Linked DNA regions of Homo sapiens: region 2 is linked to region 1. The links are chromatin contacts, found by Hi-C in ENCODE. All regions are on one chromosome and are shown on one strand. The core of a region is the stretch at or near the end of the contact, and the rest is flanking DNA. Distances in the headings are between cores, read along the strand shown.

Region 1 (5,403 bases), core at 798-3,297:
GCAGGAGAATAGCTTGAACCAGGCAGTTAGAGGTTGCACTGGGCCGAGATGGCGCCACTGCACTCCAGCCTGGCGACAGAGCGAGACTCTGTCTCAAAAAAAAAAAAAAAAAAAAAAAAGAATCCAACAGAAAAAGGGTCTTCTTTTATATGATAAAGGACGGGCAAGCAGAAATAAGCAGAATCTTTGGATAGGAACCTGGACGAGCAAGGGAAAATGAGCAGTGTAGCCCAACAGGACAGCATCCTACTGTGGTCAGCCGGTTCTCAAAAGAAACTGACCAGAGGGAGGCATATTCCACTGCTTTAGTGCCTGCCTGGTCAGATCTGGGGGTAAGCAAGAGTTGAGGGGCCCATAAGGGAAGAGAGAAGTCCGAATAAAGTTTGGTCAAGACAAAGCAGAAGCTAAGACATGAGCAATTGGGAACAGTTGGTCAGTTTTTACCAAATGAAAGCACATAGTGTCTTTGATAGCAATAGGTTGTAGGTTTAAGGAACACACATCATTCTGGAGGGTAACGAGTTAATCTACAAACCACTGAAACAGAGAGCCAACCACATTTTGAGACAGAAAATATGGAACTACTTCACTCCACTTGTTGCTAGTCAAAGAAAATAAAGTAATAATCCATCCCAGCAGTGGAGGGAAACGAAAGGGCAAAAGGGGGAAGAAAAAAAAAAAAGGAGAAATGCAATTTCCCATACCCATTCAAGCTATCTTTGGGTCCTGAACCACTAATGTTCCTCCTACCCCAGTTTCCAACCTAGCCAAACAGGGCCCCACCTAACAAATGCAAAAATTTACTAAATTTGCAAATCCCAACCACCAAAGAATCACCTTCCTATTGGACACCTAGAGGATATAAGGCAGGAGTCAAATCTCACACCCACCACAAAAAGTTGAGTAGAATTCACAAGGATGGATGCTTGGATACGAATCAGTAAAATATGATTAAAACTCAACCTAAACACTTCTCCAGGGGATGTGGCCAAACTGTGGCATGCTGGGGATTCAGTGGTCAACTGAACAACCCCAAGGTTCAGATTTTGGAGGGGAACCTGCTTTTAAAGAGCAAAACATGTTCCTTACCATGTTCTGCAAGTGCAGTCAACACACGCCTATCGGGCGCTGCTGGGATGCCAAGGAAGGTGATGGGAATTCAGAGATTAACCAAGCCAGTTCCTTCCCCTTCAGGAAAAGCCTCAATTCAGGGAGGAAACCGAAACCTAAAAGCCCCAGAACATCCTCTGATGTGGCAAGTGTTCAAGGAGCTGCGGTTAGCGCGGAGGGGTCCCGCGAGCCTGGATGACAGCAAGCCGCCCACCAAGGTCTGGGGAAAAATCTCCTTCTAACTAAAAAAAAGGGACCCGAGTCTCGCTTGTCCCGCGCCGGGGTGGCAAGTTAGTGAAGAAACCCACGAGAGTGAGATCCCAATCTACGACTGCCCCTCCCAGGTCCTCAATCCCGGGAGCCTGCTCCCATCCTACGAATCGCCTATCCCAGGCGACCCCATGTCTTCTTCCTCCGCCTCGGGGAGTCAGTCCCGGGAGCCCCATGCCGCAGGCCCTCCTGGGAACCCCCGCCGCAGGGCTCCCTCCCCCGCCTCGGGTCTTCCTTTCCTCGGCGCCCCCAGCGCAGGTCCGCCCTCCCGGGTGCCTCCCGCCGCAGGGCTCGCTCCTCGGCCTCGGTCCTCTCGTGGGGCCCCCTCCCTCAGGGCGCCTGGCCCGCGCCCCAGGTCGCCGCCCTTCGCCCCTCAGCCCCTCCGGAGCCGCTACCTCGGATGTTCTTCAGCAGCACCGGCTCTTCAAAGCCACCGCGCCTGAGGAAGGAGCACACCTGCTCCGGACCCCATGTCTTGTAGTCGGGATGGAGTTCCAGGCCCGGGGACCAGTCTGCCTCTGCGGAAGGGGTGTTTGAGGGGGTTCTCGGGCTGTCATCGCAACGGGGACGCTTGGAGGGCTGCTCGGAATCGGCTCGCTGCATGGCTACACCTGGCGTCCGGCACAGCAGTCAAGAACCTCGGCGCCGGACCCGCGCGCAGGCGCACTGACAGCAGGGCCCTGGCGGGGAGTCCAAGGAGTATTGGCAGCCTATTGGCCTCCTGCGCAGGCTCACTGACAGTTGAGCCCTTCGGGCAGGGCAGCCTAGCGGCTCTTGCCTTGGGCTCCCTGCGCAGGCGCAATGGCAGTCCAGTCGTCCTCAAATCAATCCCGCCAGGGCGCTGGACGTGAACGCGAAAGGGCGTGGCTAGAAGCAGAACTGAGGGCAGTGCTGGTGGAAAGGGGGAGGAAAGAGCGCGCCCGGCACCGCACCCCCAATTAGGGGCTCGTCTAGTGAATTGGGGGTATTCTCCTTCGAATGAGTACACTACCCGCCGCACCTTGGCCGGGTTTCAGATGCCCCAAACTTAAAAGAAGCCTAAAAGGCCGTCAGGCTGCCAGCACCTTCCCAGTGAAGAGGAAAACAGTCAAGGTGCTGAACTGGAAGAACCCGGAATGATTTCAAATGTGACTTGAGGGTGTCTTCATTCCACAGTATTGCTGGTCAACTAGAGGGCCCTGGGATACCTGTTGTCTGGTGTCCACACAGGAGGGGACTTCAGACTTCTTTCCAACTAGAGACAGAGCCCTCCATCCCAACTGCATTCCCAGAGGAAGGAAAGTGGCCAGTCTGATTACTTAAAATTTAACTTCTGAGGACTTTTACTGCCTGGTTGTAACAGCATGTGAAAATGGCAGGCATTTTCCCATCACTTAACCCCTCTGCGGCAGGGCTCAAACTTCCCTATAAATACTGGTCCATGCAATTGCCTGGTAAAAGGACATATCACTATTACTGTTAATAAAGCCAACACACCTTCCCAGCAACCAAGGCATAGACCTGTTTAGGGGGTCAAGGACGAATGAGGCGGAATAGCTTATCATCAAGCAGTATGAACTAGTGGTCTACTGGTGAGCCAAAATATTATTTGCAAACAGAGCTTTACTGTGTGCCAGGCACGGTTCTAAGGGCTTTACAAATATAAAATAATTTTATATTTATACATAATACTAAATGAATTAAGTACATTCATTAAATTATTTAAATATTAAATAATTTTTATAACTTCTAAGGGTTTTACAAATATTGTAAAGTTCTAAGGGCTCTACACATATTACTTCACTTAATTATCACAATTACCTTAGGATGTAGGAAAAAGTAATTTGCCGCAGGTCTTCTTTTTTTTTTTTGAGACGGAGTCTTGCTCTGTTTCCCAAGCTGGAGTGCAGTGGCGTGATCTCAGCTCACTGCAACCTCTGCCTCCCAGGTTCAAGTGATTCTCATGCCTCAGACTCCCAAGTAGCTGGGACTACAGGCGCCTGCCACCACACCTGGCTAATTTTTGTATTTTTAGTAGAGACAGGATTTCACCATGTTGGCCAGGCTGGTCTTGAACTCCTGACCTCAGGTGATTCCCACACCTCAGCCTCCCAAAGTGCTGGGATTACACAGCCGTACCCAGCTGCCCAAGGTCTTACAGCTAGGAAATGATGAAGCCTGTATTCAAACCCAAGAGATGTAACTTGGTTCCAAAGTCCATGGTCTTGATAACTTGCCAACCACTGCTTGTTAAAGGGGGTTTGGGGCTGGGTGCAGTGGCTCATGCCTGTAATCCCAGCACTTTGGGAGGCCAGAGCACTCACTTGAGGCCAGGAGTTCAAGGCCAACCTGGCCAACATGGTGAAACCCCATCTCTACTAAAATACAAAAATTAGCCAGGCCTGGTGGTGCATGCCTGTAATCCCAGCTACTCAGGAGGCGGGGGCACGAGAATCACTCAAATGTGGGAGGTGTAGGTTGCAGTGAGCCAAGATCTTCCCGTTGCACTCCAGCCTGGGCAACAGAGCAAGACTCTGTTTCAAAAATAATAATAATAAAAAATAAATAAATAAGTAAAGGGGGTTTTGATATAAAACTATTTTCTATTATTTAACCCACAATTTTCAATGGCTCCCTTTTCCTGCAGACCCATGGAGGAAAGTATAAAGGTGTTCCTGCCAGGCGCAGTGGCTCACGTCTGTAATCCCAGCACTTTGGGAGGCCGAGGCGGGTGGATCACCTGAGGTCAGGAGTTCGAGACCAGCCTGGCCAACATGGCAAAACCCTGTCTCTACTAAAATTACAAAAATTAGCTGGGTGGCCAGGCGCAGTAGCTGTCACCTGTAATCCCAGCACTTTGGGAGGCCGAGGCGGGTGGATCACAAGGTCAGGAGTTCAAGACTAGTCTGGCCAACATGATGAAACCCGTCTCTACTAAAAATACAAAACAATTAGCTGGGCATCGTAGCAGGCACCTGTAATCCCAGCTACTTGAGAGGCTGAGGCAGAGAATTGCTTGAACCTGGGAGGCGGAGGTTGCAGTGAGCTTGGATCGCGCCACTGCACTCCAGCCTGGGCAACAGAGCGAGACTCCGTCTCAAAAAAAAAAAAAAAAAAATTAGCCGGGCGTGGTGGCAGCCGCCTGTAATCCCAGCTACTCAGGAGGCTGAGGCAGGAGAATCGCTTGAACCTGGGAGGTGGAGGTTGAAGTGAGCCATAGCCTGGGAGACAAAAGTGAAACTCTATCTCAAAAAAAAAAAAAAAAAAAGAGTTGTTTTCCATCTGCACACAAGGCCAGGCCCCCCAAAAAAATGCCCTCAAACACTAGAGAACTTTGTGAAAAGACCTGACAGTTGCCAAGACTTGCGAAACCAAAACGGGATAAGAAAACAAATAGCATATGTATGAAAGACTTAATCTCAAGTCAGAAATGGCTGATTTAAAAACTTGTGTTTATAAGACCTGTGGGGAAACCTGCCCTGACATCAAGGTTTCCTGGACAATAGAAGGTGTTATAGCAGGGTTTTTAGTTTAATCAACTGTGTTTGTTCAAAGCAGCTGCTTTTAAGAATTTTTAGTTTTTTAATTTCATTTTTTTATTTTAATTTTAATTTTAATTTTTTTTGAGACAGAGTCTTGCTCTGTGGCCCAGGGTGGAGTGCAGTGGTGCAATCTGGGCTCACTGCAAACCTCTGCCTCCCGGGTTCAAGCGATTCTCCTGCCTCAGCCTCCTGAGTAGCTGGGATTATAGGCACCCGCCACGACGCCCAACTAATTTTTTTGTATTTTTAGTAGAGACGGGGTTTCACCATGTTGGCCAGGCTGGCTTTGAACTCCTGACCTCAAGTGATCAGTGAACTCCTGACCTCAAGTGCCTTGGCCTCCCAAAGTGCTCAGATTACAGGCATGAGCCACCGCACCCATCCAGAACTTTTATTTTCTGTTTTTGTTTGTTAAAAAGTATAATTTATTGCCATACTTATTATATTTTCCCTAATTCCCTACTTTCAAGGGGCCTTTGATCTTGCGCTAGGTCATTAGTTA
Region 2 (5,403 bases), core at 1,449-3,948, 1.1 Mb after region 1:
ACTCTCACATTTTTATCTCTAACCCAGATAGCTCTTCCTTGAATTCCAGACCCATAAACCCAACTGCCCCTTAGACATCTATACTCAGATAGGCATTTCCAAATGGACATGTCCAAATACAAATGCTTGCTCTTACTCTCCAAACCCACTCTTTTCTGTAATTCAGTAAATGGAAGCGCTATTCTTATAGTTGCTTAGGCCAAAACCCTTGGAGCTATCTCAACTCTCATATGTCTTTCACACCCCATATCCAATCTATCAGCGGATCCTGTTACCTCTTCCTCTAAAATATCCCCAGAACTGTCCCTTTCTTACCACTTCCACAGATACCACCCTGGTTTGAGTTATCCTTTCACCTGGGTTACTACAACAGCTGCCAAACTGGTCCTTCCTGCTTCTACCTTTGCACTCTTACTGTCTTATTTTCTACCTAACAGCCACAATGCTCCTTCTTTGTGCAAAACTGCCCAGTGGACTTCATTTCATTCAGAGTAACATCTAAAGTCTATACTATTGCCTACAAGTCACCATGTGATGCAGTCCCTTCGTACTTTTCTGAACTAATTTCCAGCCACCCTTCTAGTTCATATCACTCCAGCTTTATTGTCCTCTCTGCTGTTGCTCCAAAATGCCAACAATGGTATAAACTTGGTTTTCCCTCTTCCTGGAACAATGGCATATGGCTTGTCTCTCAAATGACATCTTATCAATGAGGCCTTCTCTGAGAAGCATAAGTAAAAGACTACCCACCTACACATATACATTCCTTATCCTCCTTATCTCCTTGATTTTTATTGAAGTTACTTACCACTTTCTGACTTATTCTAAACTTGCATGTTTGTTTTTCTATCTTTCTCAGTAGAAAGTAAGTTCCTGAGAACGTGGATTTTGTCTGTTAGCTTAGAAGAGTGCTTTGGACATAGGTGCTGAAAAATTATTTTCCGAATGAATGAATAAACTATTGGTTCAGGAGGCAAGAATTTGGGATCAGACATAAGATAACCCTAATTTGACTCCTGGCTCTGCTATTTCCTAACTATGTCCAAGTACATAGGGTACTTAACCATGCTTTACATTTTCTCGTCTATCAAATAGTGATTGTAATAATTTCAACTCCTAAGACTGATGTAAGAATTAAATTTAAAAAGTATGTAATGTGCTTAATAGACAGTGACTTGGTATAAAAGTGCTCAGTATATGACAGTGTTATTAATATGGAAAGATGATCTAGATTTCGACACAAAAGCCCTCAGTTATGACTAGATACTCACTGTATGATTTTAGGTTACTCACCTCTTTTACACTAACTCACTTGATAAATCAGGAACTGGGGCCAAAAAGATGGCTAAGTTGCAGCCCCTTCCCTCAAGTCTTAGTAATGTGATCTTGGGTAGGTCACTTAACCTCTCTGAGCCTGTTTCCTACGCTGTCCAAAGGGGGATAATATAATACCTCACAGCTTTGTTGTGAGGATTAAATGAGTTACTGTGTGGGAATTGTGTCTAGCACATAGTAACCTCTCACTGCGTTAGCTATGATTATGATTCCAGTCTGGAGGAAGGGTAAAAGCATGTAAGCAAAGAACTGCAATACAGTGCAATAAGAGCAAAAGCAGGCATCAACTAGAAGAACGTCTCCTAAACTAGAGTCTGCCCACAACTAGGAAGTTATACCACGATCAGGAAATTTTAAAACCCTCTTATGTCTATAACTTAACTCCCTACCATCACCCCCGTGGCAGTAAGAAAAACAAAATTTCTCTGCTGCTTTGATACCTGGGATTTAAAACTTAAAAAAAAAATAGGGTCAAGGTTTAGAGTCTCAGATAGTGTTTTGTTTTGTTTCAGAGAAGAGTCTCGCTCCATCGCCCAGGCTGGAGTGCAGTGGCACGATCATAGCTCACTGTAACCTCTAACTCCTGGGCTCAAGGTATCCTCTCGCGTAGCTGGAACTGCAGGTGAGCGTCACCATGCCTGGCTAATTTTCGCTGTTACCCAGGCTGGTCTTGAACTCCAGTCCTCAAGCTATCCTCTCGCCTCGGCCTCCCAAAGGGTTGGGATTACAAGCAAGAGACGTTGCGCCAGGCCTCAAATAGTGTGTCTCAACATGAGGTCAACAGACACATTGGGAAGGCTAAGTTAGTTCCCTCCACCTTTTCCCTAAAGTTAACACCTCACTTAAGTTCGAAAAAGTCAACTGGACCCGCAGACGGCAAAAGCAGCACGTAATAATACCCTGAGTGAGAACCCACTTAAGAGCCGAGAGCCCAAATGTGTGTTTCATGACGGCGCTGTTACAGACTAAAAGGTCAAAACAGGACATTAAAGGGTGCTCCGGGGGGCTGAGTAGGAGCTCACCAGGTGAGAAAGGGGATGTCACTTTCGGACAGAGAACGAGCGCCAGGGCGTGGAGGCGTGAAAAGGGCACGTGGGTGGCTTGGAAGAACCAAAACTAAGTGTTTTGGGGGACAGCCAGAGAGCCGAACACATATGGAGGAAAGATGCGGCCTGGGGCCCGCCAGATTAGAAAGGAAATCCCCCTCCCATATCCAGATCATGATCTCTCAGACTCAATGTCCCCTCAGGATACCCCTCTACAGGGTCCCAGCTGCTGGGCTCCCTCTGGTTCCCGCCACTCTTCCCTTACCTCGTCTTCCAGCCTTTCTCTCACTCTCCCGCCTCCTCTGCCTCGCCGGAAGTGACGCGCTAAGTAGCGCGCCGTATCGCGCCAGAAAGGTTCCGAGGGAGCGGGAAAAAGGGTTCCGGCGAGATCCACTGCGCCGGTGTGCAGGCTCGAGCGGTCAAAGCTCTTTCCGGGGGCCCGGGGAACTACTCTCCTTGCCTCGCTCTGTCTCCTTCGAAGTGCTCTGCGCGAGGTTCAGAGCGGCCGCCGCCTCCAAAGGGACGGTTTTCTAGAGCTCCGACGCCTCTCGGTGCCCCTCTGCTCCGGCCCTTGCCCTTTGACCTCGCTCTCGCGGCAGGGTGAGAGGTCGGGTGGCCATCTTGTGGCGGCGGCGCGGGCGGCTGTTACTGCGGAGACCCATCCCCTCCCCCTTCTCGCACCCCTGGCAGTCTGTCAGTCGGTAAAAAGTCCCGCAGCCTGTCAGGTGAGGCCCCGGCCTCGTGCCGTCGCTCTTCCCGCCGCACTGGGCGGCCCAGGCCGCTCCCTGCCGGGCCTCACTGCCGCCACCATGTCCTCCTTCTCTGAGTCGGCGCTGGAGAAGAAGCTCTCGGAGCTGAGCAACTCTCAGCAGAGCGTGCAGACCCTGTCCCTTTGGCTCATCCACCACCGCAAGCACGCGGGACCCATCGTCTCCGTGTGGCACCGCGAGCTCCGCAAAGGTAAACACCAAATCCCCACCCCCTGGACGGTCCCCGGATTGTCCTCTCGCCCACATACAACCTAGGCCCCTCTAAGCCTCTTCATTGAGCCTTGCTTTCCAGGCCTGATCGAGCTTCTGAGATGGGAGACAAAGTTAGCCCCATTTCTCGAAGAAGGAAACTGAGGCCCGGGAAGGTTTAAGGTACTTGCCTGAGGGTCCACGGACTGGGACTCAGGTGTCCAGACTTCTAGTTCATCAAGCCATTTTCCCTTCAGTTTCCCCCTGACATTTGTGGCTGTTATTATCTCGGCTGCATTCACTGCCGTACTGGCCCTAGCATGTCGGGCCCAGTGCTGGGTATTTGGAGTAAAAGCCAGTGGGCTCCGGAGTCAGACTCTGCAGATCGAGTCCTGGCTCAGCTATTTGCCAGCTGAATAATACTGGGAGAGTTTCTTCATCTCCCTGTGTCTCCGTTTTCTCATCTGTAAGAGGGAGGCAAGGATAGCTACCCCTTACAAAGCCTTTACTTCATACCAGTCACTATACTAAGACCTTTGTGTGTATCCTCGCACTCAGTCCTTAGAACAGCCCTGTGAAGTAGGTAGTCTCTCCCATCTTAGGTTAAGGGGCCACCCAGACCTTACCTCTCCTCTCCTCTCCTCTCTCATGCAGTTGTCATTGATTTCAGGCCCTGCTCAGGTTCTGACAGACAATTCATTGAACTCATTCTGTTATGTGCCAGGCACTGGCTTGGACACTTGCAGCATGTTGCCTCTGCCAACTGCCTAGAATTTAAGCCTGACTTTGCCGCCTTACTGACCCCAGCAACTTAACCTGTCTGTGCCTTAATTTTCTTATCTACAGAATGGATAACTGAAATTTACTATGTCTTTATTACATGCGAAGTGCAGTACTGATATCTTTACATACATTGCCATTAAAAAAAATTCTCGGAGCCCTATGAAGTAGGAACTTTGCAGAAGAGGAAAAACTGAGACTCATCTCGTGGTGAGGAGTAAACGGGATAATCCAAATGAACATTTAGCATGGGGTGAGGCACAGTGTAGGCATTCAGCAGATTATGGTGAGATGAGACTTTTGATTACTCACTGTGAGGCATGGTCTTTACCTTCAAGTTGCTTACAGTCTGGTGGGGAAAGATGGACACCTACACTCCCGGATGAGTTTCATAATGGAAGACTGAAGAAATGAAGCTCAGAGCTGCTCCAGACACCCTATATGTGGTAGGCCTTTATAGCGAAGTGGCTTTACAAGTGTTCTATACTATCTGTGAGTTGGGGACACCACAGATGTCCTGCTCTACAGGTGAGGAAACTGAAGTGGCTAAGTGGTATTTTCAAGGCTTTCGAACTGAACAGGCTCAGACTACAACAGGCTGGCAAACACCAAAATCTTCATGATTTTTTTCAGGAGACCCAGTTCTAGCCCTTTAGCAGGGACTGCCCCCAAATATCGCGTACTGTACTGAGATAGGGATCCCCTCAGCCCTTCGGGCAGTTCCGGGAAGAGGTAGAGCCTGGAGTTTATGGGGCCTTCTTCATGTACCCCACTGTGCCATTCAGAAATTATTTGAAGAGTGTGCTGAAATGTGAATTGCCACTGTACAGAATTCTATTGGGTGGGACCTCAAGAGGCAGTTAAAGTCCATCTCAGGTGTCATTTTTTTTGTTTTTTTTTTTTTGAGATGGGGGTCTCGCTCTGTCACCCAGGCTGAAGTGCAGTGGTGCGATCTCAGCTCACTGCAAGCTCCACCTCCCGGGTTCATGCCATTCTCCTGCCTCAGCCTCCCGAGTAGCTGGAACTACAGGGGCCCGCCACCACACCCAGCTAATTTTTTGTATTTTTAGTAGAGATGGGGTTTCACTGTGTTAGCCAGGATGGTCTTGATCTCCTGACCTTGTGATGCCCCCGCCTCGGCCTCCCAAAGTGCTGGTATTACAGGTGTGAGCCACCACGCCTGGCCAAGTGTCACTTCTTTTGTGACACTTTCTTGATTCCTTGCCTCACCCTAGTTGAGTTACTGAAAAAAAGCAAATTAGAGAGTACATTTGTGTATGAAG

The links. Hi-C counts contacts between places; a loop is a spot of excess contacts on that map. Pooled maps may share reads with other maps.
Region 2: a pooled map shows a loop between it and region 1 (7-fold over the local background). The contact joins the promoter of TTI1 here to the promoter of SAMHD1 in region 1. A Hi-C loop is called at or near these places in 4 of 50 pooled maps.

Annotation. Positions count from the first base shown.
Region 1 is chr20:36,949,661-36,955,063 of GRCh38, forward strand. It overlaps SAMHD1 (SAM and HD domain containing deoxynucleoside triphosphate triphosphohydrolase 1), which reads right to left and starts at 2,048. Exons shown (of 16, transcript NM_015474.4): 1 at 1,776-2,048. The coding sequence starts at 1,983. RefSeq lists a silencer at 1,543-1,762.
Region 2 is chr20:38,030,758-38,036,160 of GRCh38, forward strand. TTI1 (TELO2 interacting protein 1) reads right to left here and starts at 2,699. Exons shown (of 8, transcript NM_001303457.2): 1 at 2,647-2,699. It overlaps RPRD1B (regulation of nuclear pre-mRNA domain containing 1B), which reads left to right and starts at 2,989. Exons shown (of 7, transcript NM_021215.4): 1 at 2,989-3,341. The coding sequence starts at 3,191. It overlaps LOC124904898 (a long non-coding RNA gene), which reads left to right and starts at 3,349. Exons shown (of 2, transcript XR_007067579.1): 1 at 3,349-4,648. RefSeq lists enhancers at 2,430-3,025, 2,556-2,825, 3,026-3,621.